Linked DNA regions of Homo sapiens: region 1 is linked to region 2. Evidence: read pairs that join two places in POLR2A ChIA-PET (ENCODE). Cell type or tissue: IMR-90. All regions are shown on one strand. Links, peaks and the distances in the headings refer to the core of each region. The heading gives the core; the rest is flanking DNA.

The links. ChIA-PET counts read pairs that join two places held together with the same protein. Peaks named below come from ENCODE experiments on the same cell type or tissue, not always from the same donor. Only the 100,000 strongest peaks of a DNase experiment are listed, where the experiment ranks them.
Region 1: POLR2A ChIA-PET joins it to region 2 with 9 read pairs; 1 of 35 experiments calls an interaction of 5 or more read pairs at or near these places.

Annotation. Positions count from the first base shown.
Region 1 is chr9:69,944,198-69,949,592 of GRCh38, reverse strand. No RefSeq gene overlaps it. Among named protein-coding and RNA genes, the nearest start is that of MAMDC2, 97 kb to the left of the region's middle. In IMR-90, for the core only: no CTCF peak of the experiment used is centred there; DNase peaks (open chromatin) are centred at 2,642 and 3,602; H3K27ac peaks cover 690 bases.
Region 2 is chr9:70,001,190-70,006,584 of GRCh38, reverse strand. No RefSeq gene overlaps it. Among named protein-coding and RNA genes, the nearest start is that of MAMDC2, 40 kb to the left of the region's middle. In IMR-90, for the core only: no CTCF peak of the experiment used is centred there; DNase peaks (open chromatin) are centred at 2,074 and 2,604; H3K27ac peaks cover 182 bases.

The DNA of each region.
Region 1 (5,395 bases), core at 107-5,106, 57 kb after region 2:
GCCCGAAGTGGCTGTTTTTGGCCAAAAACTAGTTCAGTGTGAGCAAGAAAATGATAATGCTTGCAATAGATTGCAATAGGTTGGTATGTTAAAAATCTATGAGTTCATGATGCAGAAAAAAACCAGTCATCTTTGGAAATGTCTAGGAAAACAAGCCATTATTCTGAAAACTAGTAAACAAAGGAAAAGAATCAAGCATTTATTGCACCTTTCCTGTATAAACACAATTATTTCAAAGTAAGAAAATAGTTGGTGATTTCTAGCCAATAAATGCTGAAAAATGCATTTCCCTTTGGCCACAGTCCCTGAGAAGCAGTCCCTCTTCTACCATCATGGCTCTCACCTGCTTCCTGGAATACTGTCCTCTTCCCATGCACCTTCAGGCCAAAGGATGCTGTATTAGTTTGCTAGAGCTGCCATAACAAAGTACCACAAACTAGCATTATAGAATTAAGAAGACTGAGATCAAGATGTCATCCGGGCTGGGTGCAGGGGCTCATGCCTGCAGTTCCAGCTACTTGGGAGGTTGAGGCAGGAGAATGGCTTGAGTGCAGGAGCTCAAGGCTGCAGTGAGCTATGATTGTACCATTGCACTCCAGTCTGGCCATGAGTGAGACCCTGTCTAAAAAAAAAAAAAAAAAAAAAAATTGTGGGAGGGAGCTGGCAGGTTGGTTCCTTCTGACAGCTGTGAGGGTGAATGTGTCCCATGCCACTCTCCTAGTGGCTTCCTGACAATCTTTTGTGTTCCTTGGCATACCAGACGCACCACCCTGATCTCTGCCTTTGTGTTCGCATGGCAGTATCCCTGTGTATGTGTATCTCTATGTATCCAAATTTTCCTTTTTTATAAGGACATCAGTCATATTGGATTAGTATCCACCCTATGATCTCATTTTAAAGTGATTACCTCTGTAAAAAGGATCTATCTCCAAATAAAGTCACATTCCAAGATATTGGGGCTTAGGACTCCAATATGTCTTTTTTGGGAGGACACAATTCAACCCATAAAGATGCTAACAGCATCCACTATTGCTAGTCCACTGGTGCTCCACCATTTCTTGCAGATTCTTAGGTTTTCCCACATATCTATACATAGTCCCTTCATTAAAATCCCTTAGGTAAAATTCTTTTAGTATTCCAGGTTTTCTCTGGGACTTTGATACATGCATTTTGAGAGCTATTTAATAAATGTCGTTGATAGGACTTAGTGATGGGTTGCATGGATGGTAAGTGAAGTGAGGGGAAGGGAGGTATCAAGTGTAATTTCCAGGTGTCTGTCTTGTGTCATTAGTGCAAGTAGTGCCTTTCACTGAGATCAGGCATGCAGAGAAGAACTGGATTGGGGAATGCAAAGGAGATAATGAGTTTTTGTCAGAACATATAAAGAATATATAGGTCAGGCATGATGGCTCACACCTATAATCCCAACACTTTGGGAGGCCAAGACAGGAGAATTGCTTGAGGCCAGGAGTCAGAGACCAGCCTGGGCAACATAGGGAGACTTTGTCTCTACAAAAAATTTTGAAAGGAAGACATTAGCTGGGCATGGTGGCATGAGCATCTAGTCCCAGCTACTCAGAAAGCTCAGGTGGGAGAACTGCTTGAACCCAGGAGGTCAAAGTAACAGTGAGCTACAATCATGACACTGCACTCTGGCCTGGGAAACAGAGTGAGACTGTGTCTCAAAGCAAATCAAAACAACAACAAAAAAGAATATACAATCATCCTTCGATATACATGAGGGATTCTTTTCAGGACCATTGCTACATTCTCAAGTCCCACAGTTGACCCCGCAGAACCCACATATAGGAAAAGTCAGCCCACTGTATACACAGGTTGCACATCCCTTGAATACTGTATTTTCAATCTGCAGTTGATGGAAAAAAATATAAGTGGACCTGCACAATTCAAACCCGTGTTGTTCAAGGAACAACTGTATAAGCCACACATGCACCAAAAAAAAAAAAATCTGTGCATTATAGTATTTATATACTCTAGACAGAGTCAGACAGCATGAATTTAAATCCTGGGGCTGCCAATTACTAGTTGAGCCACTTAGGACAAACGACTTAGATTTTCATTCCTTATTGTGTTCATTTTCATGTATAAAATGAACATTATAATACCTGCCTCATAGTGTTGCTGCGAGGCTTGATGGGCTGAACCACACAAAGCACTCAGCAAAGTGTCTGGAATTTACTACAGGAACAATAAATATTAGCTGTAGCCAAGATTACTTTTACATACCTACTTTCCATCTGGAGAAAATATCACCAACAATAAAGGTTTTGAAACTAGCTACCTAAATATGGTCTAATTCCTGTTTTCCACTGTAAATTTAAAATTCTTGTCAGTACAGTGCAGGATGGAAATAAGGTTGCTGGCAGGCTTGTACTTCTAAGACTTTCTCTTTTCTATTTGGTTTTGAACTCAGTAAGCCTATTTAAAACAGTTTCTAACCTTGATGCTGGAAATCAGTTGGAGATGTGGATAGATTTCAAAGCAATGTAGACATTTTGGGATGTCAAGGGGCTCTGGAAAATAATGTAGTCTGACCTCGAATTTTTGATGATGAAATTAAGACCCAAGAGGTTAAATGACTCATTTGAGGCCACACAAGCACAGGAAGAGCTGGGACTAAAATCCAGCCTCATGACACATACACTGGCCATTTCTTCTTCAGCATGACAGATTCTAGCATGACAGTGCAAAAAAATATTTATTGCACAGAATTTCAAATGTATATAATGAACTGAATCCCTCTGTAAAGATAAATACAAGATAGAATTAGGAATGAGAGACCGAAGCAAGAGTTCAAAAAATTAGTGTTGTTATAAATTTACTAAAATGATTTCTCAAAAAAAAGATGAATTATGATTTAACTAACATTTTAGACTTTTTAAAATGTATGTTTTTAGCAAGGAGTCTGACTACTTCACACATGGGAGTAGAATTTTCTTATATCCATGAACTATGAGCTGCCACTTTTTGAGTTTTCTTTTGAACACTTGACTTTTTTTTTCCTCTGCAACAGTCATTTACTTAATGCTGTACTCAAAATTATACATCCCAAAGAGATTCTATTTTGAAGACATCTGACTCAATGAACCAATGGAATGTTGAGGAGATGTTTATATGCCTTTTATAATTAACCCCATTTTTGTGGTTTGAGTTAAAAAGATTTAAACATCACACCTGGACAAATTATGTTGCAGTACTTGCATATAATTGTGTGAAACTAAATCAGTTTTCCGCTTAGCTAGAGGGAAAGACAGATATATGGTTTACTTTTCCATGTCATCTTTTCTGATGTAGGAAAGAGGAGACATAGGAAAAAGATAAACTGCAGGGCAAAATTGGAGGAAAAATTAAAATAACACTTCCCGATATTGAGAGAAAGGGATATAAATTTTTGTACTGAGAAAAGAAAGTATGCTTGGTAGATGTAACATTCAAGAGAAAAGCCAATCTAATAGAACTGGATTATGTTAAAAGGATTCTATTATCTCAAAGACTTGGTATCCATAGCAACTGAAACATTGCTATACTTACTCTTTCCATCCACCACGAGGGAAATAAACAGCCAAAGAGCTAGCTATTTCCTGATACCATTATATCACAGCTAATAAATTACCATCTGCAATGTCTTCACAAACCCTACTGTTGTTTTACTTTTAAAGCAGAACCAAAAAAAAAAAAAAAAGATGAAGAAATAAGAGAATGTAACCAAAACACAAAAATGAACAACCAGCCCACAAGGGAGGGTTGCAACAGTGCATCCAAGGAAGGAAGGAGAGAGTTACTCTCTGAACTTCCCTCAAGGCTGGCTGATGTCTAAGATAGAGAAGCAGTTTCCTGGGCTGCTGCCAAGCTACAAGTCACATACAAAGTCCATGTAGACTTTGTTGCTCTGAAAGGGAGTCCAGATCTAAGTGGGCCAACCTCAGACCCAGGCCCAGATATATACTAAACAGGATGCCCAATCAGTTGCAAATGTGTGCTGTGTGTGTATGTATGTGAGTGGTATTACTAAATCATAACTTTTTCTTTATTCATAAAAAAATGTGCCATATATGTACCAATCACTGTGTAAGGTTCTGAGGATGTTAGATGTGAATGAGACACTCTTAGCTGACAAAAGAGTTCATATCTTGCATAGAATCTAGATGCATCAAGTTTCCAATTGACAGACCTAAAGGTCCATCAACATCACCTATGACAGGCGCATCATTATATGATACCTTTAGGACCCAGTACAGACCCAGTACAGTTTCTTGTAAACAACTGACACATAATAAATGTTGATTACATGTAAGATTTCAAGGGAATTATAAAGATGAAGTTAACACACAACATCGAAAGTGTCTGTAGCAAGGAGGTCTTCAAAACACAGAGCCTTAAATTGTAGTTGAATGAAATGAATGTAATTTTAAAATTGATATAAACATAATTAAAGTTGTCAGAAATAATAAGTAGTAAATCTGGCATTTGAATCCATACAGTCTGGCTCTGGAGATTTTCGTGCTTAACCACTACATTTCTCCTCCTCTTAGAGAGCAAAGCCGAATGGGAAGGGGGACAGATGTTAAATTCTTTCTATAGCTACAGTGATTTTTTTTTAAGGAAAACCAATCCAAAAGTACAAACTGTAAATCTTTAGAAGCCAAACATACAGTTTGAACTGCATCTATTCATTCATTCATTTATTCAACAAATATTCATTGTGCTTCTCTGGACCAGTGCTCCTCTGGGTACCAGGGTTGGCACAGATAAAAACACAGTAAGCCAATATTCTCATGGTCTATTTTCTCCATAAAACTAGCCACTTTCAAACACACATTACAATCTATTTATTTATTATGTTTATTGATTGTTGTCTGTTTTCCCTTAACAGAATGCATCTTCCATGAGGATATACAATTTTGTGTTTTGGTCTCTAAGGTACCCCAAGCACATAGAACAGTGCTTGGAGCACTTCAGGGTTTTGATAAACATTTGTTGAATAAATGAATCATGGAGCTTACTTTTTATTGGAGGACAACATAAGTTTTTAAAATGAAATAATATCCAGGAATATATGCAGGGTAAAATCATAAATTTTCTATGCCTTCTTTCTCTAAATACAACAGTGATAATTCTTAATTACCACTGGACCTTACAAGGACACTATAAGTTTTAAGCAGGATGTGCAAATGCTTTGGAACCCTGGGAAGACTGTGGACACTTAAATAAATATAAGAAAGCTTTATAATCTCTGTTTCTGAATTTCTTCTATTTCAATATATTAAGGAGGTAAATCTGCATGTATATTTATCATTTTCAGTGTGACTTCAGCATTTCAATAAAGGTCACAGGTAACCCAGTGATGAAGCATCCTTCCCTCACTGCCTCTGAA
Region 2 (5,395 bases), core at 297-5,296:
CCGTTCTCTCCTGCCCAAAGTTCTTTCAGTCCCTAGTTCAGCAACTGGCACAAAGACAACACACCATCAATCTTGGCTCAGCCGCAGTAACCCAGCAGAACTGATCACAGACAGAACATCAATTTTGTCATAGGAGACATGCCTGGCGAGGTGTTTATGACTAAACTGTTTATAAGACTTTACTGCAAATGCTATTGTTAATCACATGGGATAGATTAAAAATATCTCTCATTATTTTTTTTCCTCCTATCCCATTGAGCAGGAATCAGTGATGTGTTTCACCAACTCGGAGCCTGGGACAACCCTGACCGATGTCAGAAGCTTCCCTGGAGTCCAGTACAATTGGCCTCTGGGAACCTGTATCTACGGGTGCCGTTGTGCCACTGGAACCTCCAGAGAGGAGGTAGAGCAGGCATTTCCTGTCTGCTCTCCCCACTACCCCAAACACCACCACCACTGCCTCTGACTTTTTTGTACAAACAAATGTTTGCCTCAATGATCCTGTTTGTAGTTAAGTCCTTTGCTGGCTTCAATCCTGCCCTCAAGCTAAGCCTACTTCCTCTCAGCCCCTACCACAGAACCACTGCTGGTGATGGAAATTACACCAGGGCCGTAACCAGCAATTCTGGAGATGGACCTTCTCCAATCAGTCTTCCTGTACTCCCCACTTCACCCACCCACGTCTGAGCCCGGCATGCACACAATGGGACCCTCTCTCAACTAATGAGATTTCATTTCCATCCCTGTCTTTCAGGCTTACCCATAATATTCATGGGTTCCAGGGCAAAAGGCCAAATGATGCCTCTCACATTGTTGATGTAAACATTTAAAAGTTACAACTCAAATCAACTAACTGTTAAATAACATACATTTTATCCCCCACCTTGATAAATACACACTCTTATAATGACATTTGCTTTTCCTTTTCAGCTACTTAACTGAATTACATTTTTGTATTTTCTACATTTATCATGATTTCAACCTGTACTCATTCCCAATCATATAAAATATTAAAATATAATTTATCGTAAGTACACAAATCTTGAATATATCTTATCAAACATTTAAATTAAATGTTAAAAATTAAAATTATTTTTATGCCTTTGAAATTGCATTTCTACTGAAATATTCAAAATTTTCTATTAAAATTAAAAAGCAAGACACAAATTATACTTCATATCAAAGTGTTGTTAAGTGTTTAAATAATGCAGAAATGATAAAATTTGCTTTTTGCCAAATTTATTTGTCAATAAATATTTTAATAAAATGTAATGTATGCAAAATTCTAGGATTCATCTGGGAGGCCAAGGCGAGTGGGTCATCTGAGGTCAGGAGTTCCAGACCAGCCTGGCCAACATGGTAAAACCCTGTCTCTACTAAAAATACAGAAATTAGCTTGGCATGGTGACAGGCACCTGTAATCCCAGCTAGTGGGGAGGCTGAGGCAGAAGAATCGCTTGAACCCAGGAGGCAGAGGTTGCAGTGAGCTGAGATTGTGCCATTGCACTCCAGCCTGGGCAACAAGAGTGAAACTCCATCTCAAAAAAAAAAAAATTCTAGGATTCAATTTCTATCTGAATAGTGAGGTAAACCATCAGCATCATACTTTATACATGCTATGTCTATTTCTACATATATGCACATTTGTGAGAAATATTAATTTTTAAAATCTTTCCAAGCATTCCTTAGGTGCCACATGCAACTGCTGCAACTACTATGATAGTTTGTGAGTACCTCTGGTACCACAAATTGTAGCATAAGTAGAAGCAAGAAAATAAACATTGGGTACTATTGGCAAATAATAAATAATCAATAAGAATTTACTATATTCAGGTTGTCTGAGTGGAAGAATTTGACAAGTTAAGTTAATTTGTCTTTTCTTTCACTATGTGCTTCCACCATTCAAATGCTCCCAGCACCCTAAAGCAGTGTCTGTCTCTGAAATCACCAGTAGCACAATCCAGAAACCATGGCATTCAAATGAAGTCACATTTTGTAACAATTTTGATTCAGAAACATAAGGCAAGAGATGTAAAGATGCATTCCCTGGGGCTTGATCAGTTAAATCAAAGTATGTGTTTTGGGTTATGGGTCCTGCTGAGTCAGAGCTGAGTATCAGATCTCAACTAACAGAGATACCACTGTCTGTGTGCTCTTAATAAATTCATGTGTGTGTTGGGGTGGTCCTTTAAAGTATGGGACCAGAGAAGAGACCCCTCTTGCCTACGTCTCTCACCACTTGTCAAAGGGCCTGGCTCAGAGCTAGAATAAGTTCTCAACCACAGCTGGGGAAAGATTGCATAATTTAAAATATTTAACGTTGGAAATTCTGCTTCCAACCACAGCAAAATAATTGGAATGACACCCCCACCATAACCCATAAACTTAGCAGAATATACTAAATAACTGTTTTTAGACATTGAACATCAGGCAGCACAGGACTATGCTCTTGCAGGAAAAGGAAATAAATGAGGTGAGTTGCATGATTGCCCTGGCTTTCTGTCTGGAGTTGCTTTCTGTCTGGAGTGTCACTTTCTTGAAAGTACCATGGGGAGGAGATCCCAAGCAGAGCACAATAGAATCTCTGAGTGGAAGAAACAGACATTGAAGTTCAAGTAGGCAAAGGCAGCTGTCATCTAGGAGGCAAAAAAAACATTCCAGAAATTTGCTCAGAGTTCCTTTCAAGTCCTTTGCCAATACTAGGGCATCTGGTAGAACGACATCTTAATAATAAAATGAACTAGCTCTGGACTAAAGTTTACTCCACACCTGCCCTAATAGAGCTTTTAAATAGGCTTTGGAAGGATAAAGATGATTAGCAAGTATTGCTATCTACCAAAGCACAGTCTAACACCCTTTATAGAAAGGAAACAAAATCTATTATTCAATATCCCAAAACTCAAAATGTCCAGGATTCAATAAAAAATTATTACTAGCCATGAAAAGCACCAGCAAAATGTGATCCATAACTTAGGAAGAAATCAGTCAATAGAAACAGATCCAGAAATGGCAGAAATAATGGAATTAGCAGACAAAGATATTAAAGTAGCTATTGTAAATATGTTCAAATATATAAAGGAACATAAAACTGAGAAGAGAAATTAAAAATATAAAAAAAACAACAGAAATAAAGAAACTCTAGAAATAAAAATATTCAATGTTTGGGGAAAAAAATTCACCAGATGAACTTAACAGCAAATTGGATAGTGCAGAAGGAAAGATCTGTGAACTCGAAGATGAACCAATCAAAACTATTTAAACTGAAGCACAGAGAGAAAAAAGACTGAAAAAATGAACAGAGCTTCAATAATCTTTGGAAAATATCAAGTAGTCTAATATGGATGTAATTGGATTCTCAGAAAGATGGTGGGATATAAAAATATTTCAAGGCCAAGAGAATAAAAAGCCACAGGCTGCTCTTGCAAAAACACATATCTGTTTTTTTTTTCAGTCTGTTTTTTTTTTTTGCAAAACTCATATCTGATGTATTTGCAAACACATATTTGATAAAGGACTTGTACTGAAAATGTAAAAAGAACTCATAAAAATCAACAAGAAAGCAAACAACCCAATTAAATAATAGGGAAGTAGCTGAACAGACACCTCATCAAAGAAGATGTACAGACGGTAAGTAATCATGTGAAAATATGCTCAACATCATAAGTCATTAAGGAATTGCAAATTCAAACAATAAAGTAATACCACTATATACCTAGTAGAGTGGCAAAAATCCAGAAAACTGACAATACCAAATGCTGACAAGAATTTGGAGTTCCTGGAGCCCCAGAAATTTTTATTCACTATTGGTGGGAATACAAAATGGGACAGTCAGTTTGGAAGACAGTCTGGCAGTTTCTTAAAAATCTAAACATACTCTCACTGTATGATCCAGCAACCATGCTCCTTGATGTTTTCCCAAATGAAATGAGAATTGATGTCTACATGAAAACCTGCACACAAATGTTTATAGCAGCTTTATTCATAACTGCCCCAAATTGGAAATAACCAAGATGTCTTTCCAAAGGTGAATGGATTAAAAAAACAACTATTACAGTCTTACAATGGAATATTATTCAGCAATAAAAAGAAATCCACTTTTAGCCATAAAAAATTATGGAGGAAACTTACATGTATATTTCTCTGTTAAAGGAGCAGTCAGAAAAAGCTGTATACTGTATGATTTAACTCTATGACATTTTGGAAAAGGCAAAACCATAGAAACAGCAAAGAGATCAGCAGTCGCCAGGGGCTGGAGAAGGGAGGTAAATAGGTGGAGCTCAAGGGATTGTTAGGGCAGTGAAACTATTCTGTCTGACGCTATAATGGTGGACACATGTCAAAACTCAAACAATGTACAACACAAGAGTGAACCCTAATGTAAGCCATAGACATTAGTTAATAATACTGGATCCATATTGGTCTACAAATTATAAAAGTGTACCATATCATTGCAAGATGTTAATAATAGAGGAAGCTGAATGAGGAATGAGAGAGATATGTGGGAACCATCTGTACTATCTGCTCAATTTTGTGTAAACTTCGAACTGCTCTAAAAACCAAGGTCTGGTAATTAAAATTTTTTTAAAAACTGAGACTGAGTGAGGTTGTTCAGTACCACTGTTTGGTGTCATGGTCCAAGCTACAATCCTGGTACCTTCATTCCAATTTAAGGGCATATTCATTCCTCATTGGGGCATGGGGAGCAGGAATCTTCCACTACACCAGAGCTGTGTCCCAAGTTACAGATGAAAGCTACACCAGTCAGCTGTTATTGTCATATATGACCATATATGCCAGTTTGCCTGCAATAGTCTTGGTCTATCCCTGTGGCAGCATGAATATTAATAGTGCCCCTATTCAGTCTCAAACATGATCAGTTTGGGACAATTAATTATATGACATCCTACTGAAGCAGACATTTTTGGGGAGCATATTCTACACAGCAAATACTGTGCTAAGACAATTATATGCATTATCTTAAACAATACTTTATCAAGCAGACAGTCACTATCTCTACCTCATAGATGAAGACACTGAGGTACTAAAAAAATTTGAAGATGTAATGGCAAAAAATTTTGAAACTTGATGAAAATCATAAATCCACAGATCCAAGAAGCTCAATGAATCCCAAGCTGTATAAATACACACACACACTCATATGCACACACACACTCACATATGCTGCTGAAAACCATTGAGGGAGATCGTAAAAGAAGCCAGAGAAAAAAGACACATTACATACAGAGAAACAAATATGAGAATTATCACAGAAATCATCAGAAATTGTGCAAGTGAGATGACAATGGAACATCTTTAAAGTCCTGAAAGAAAAAACTGTAATCAAGAATTTTATATCTAGTGAATGTTTCCTTCAACTAAACAGCACAACCTGCTT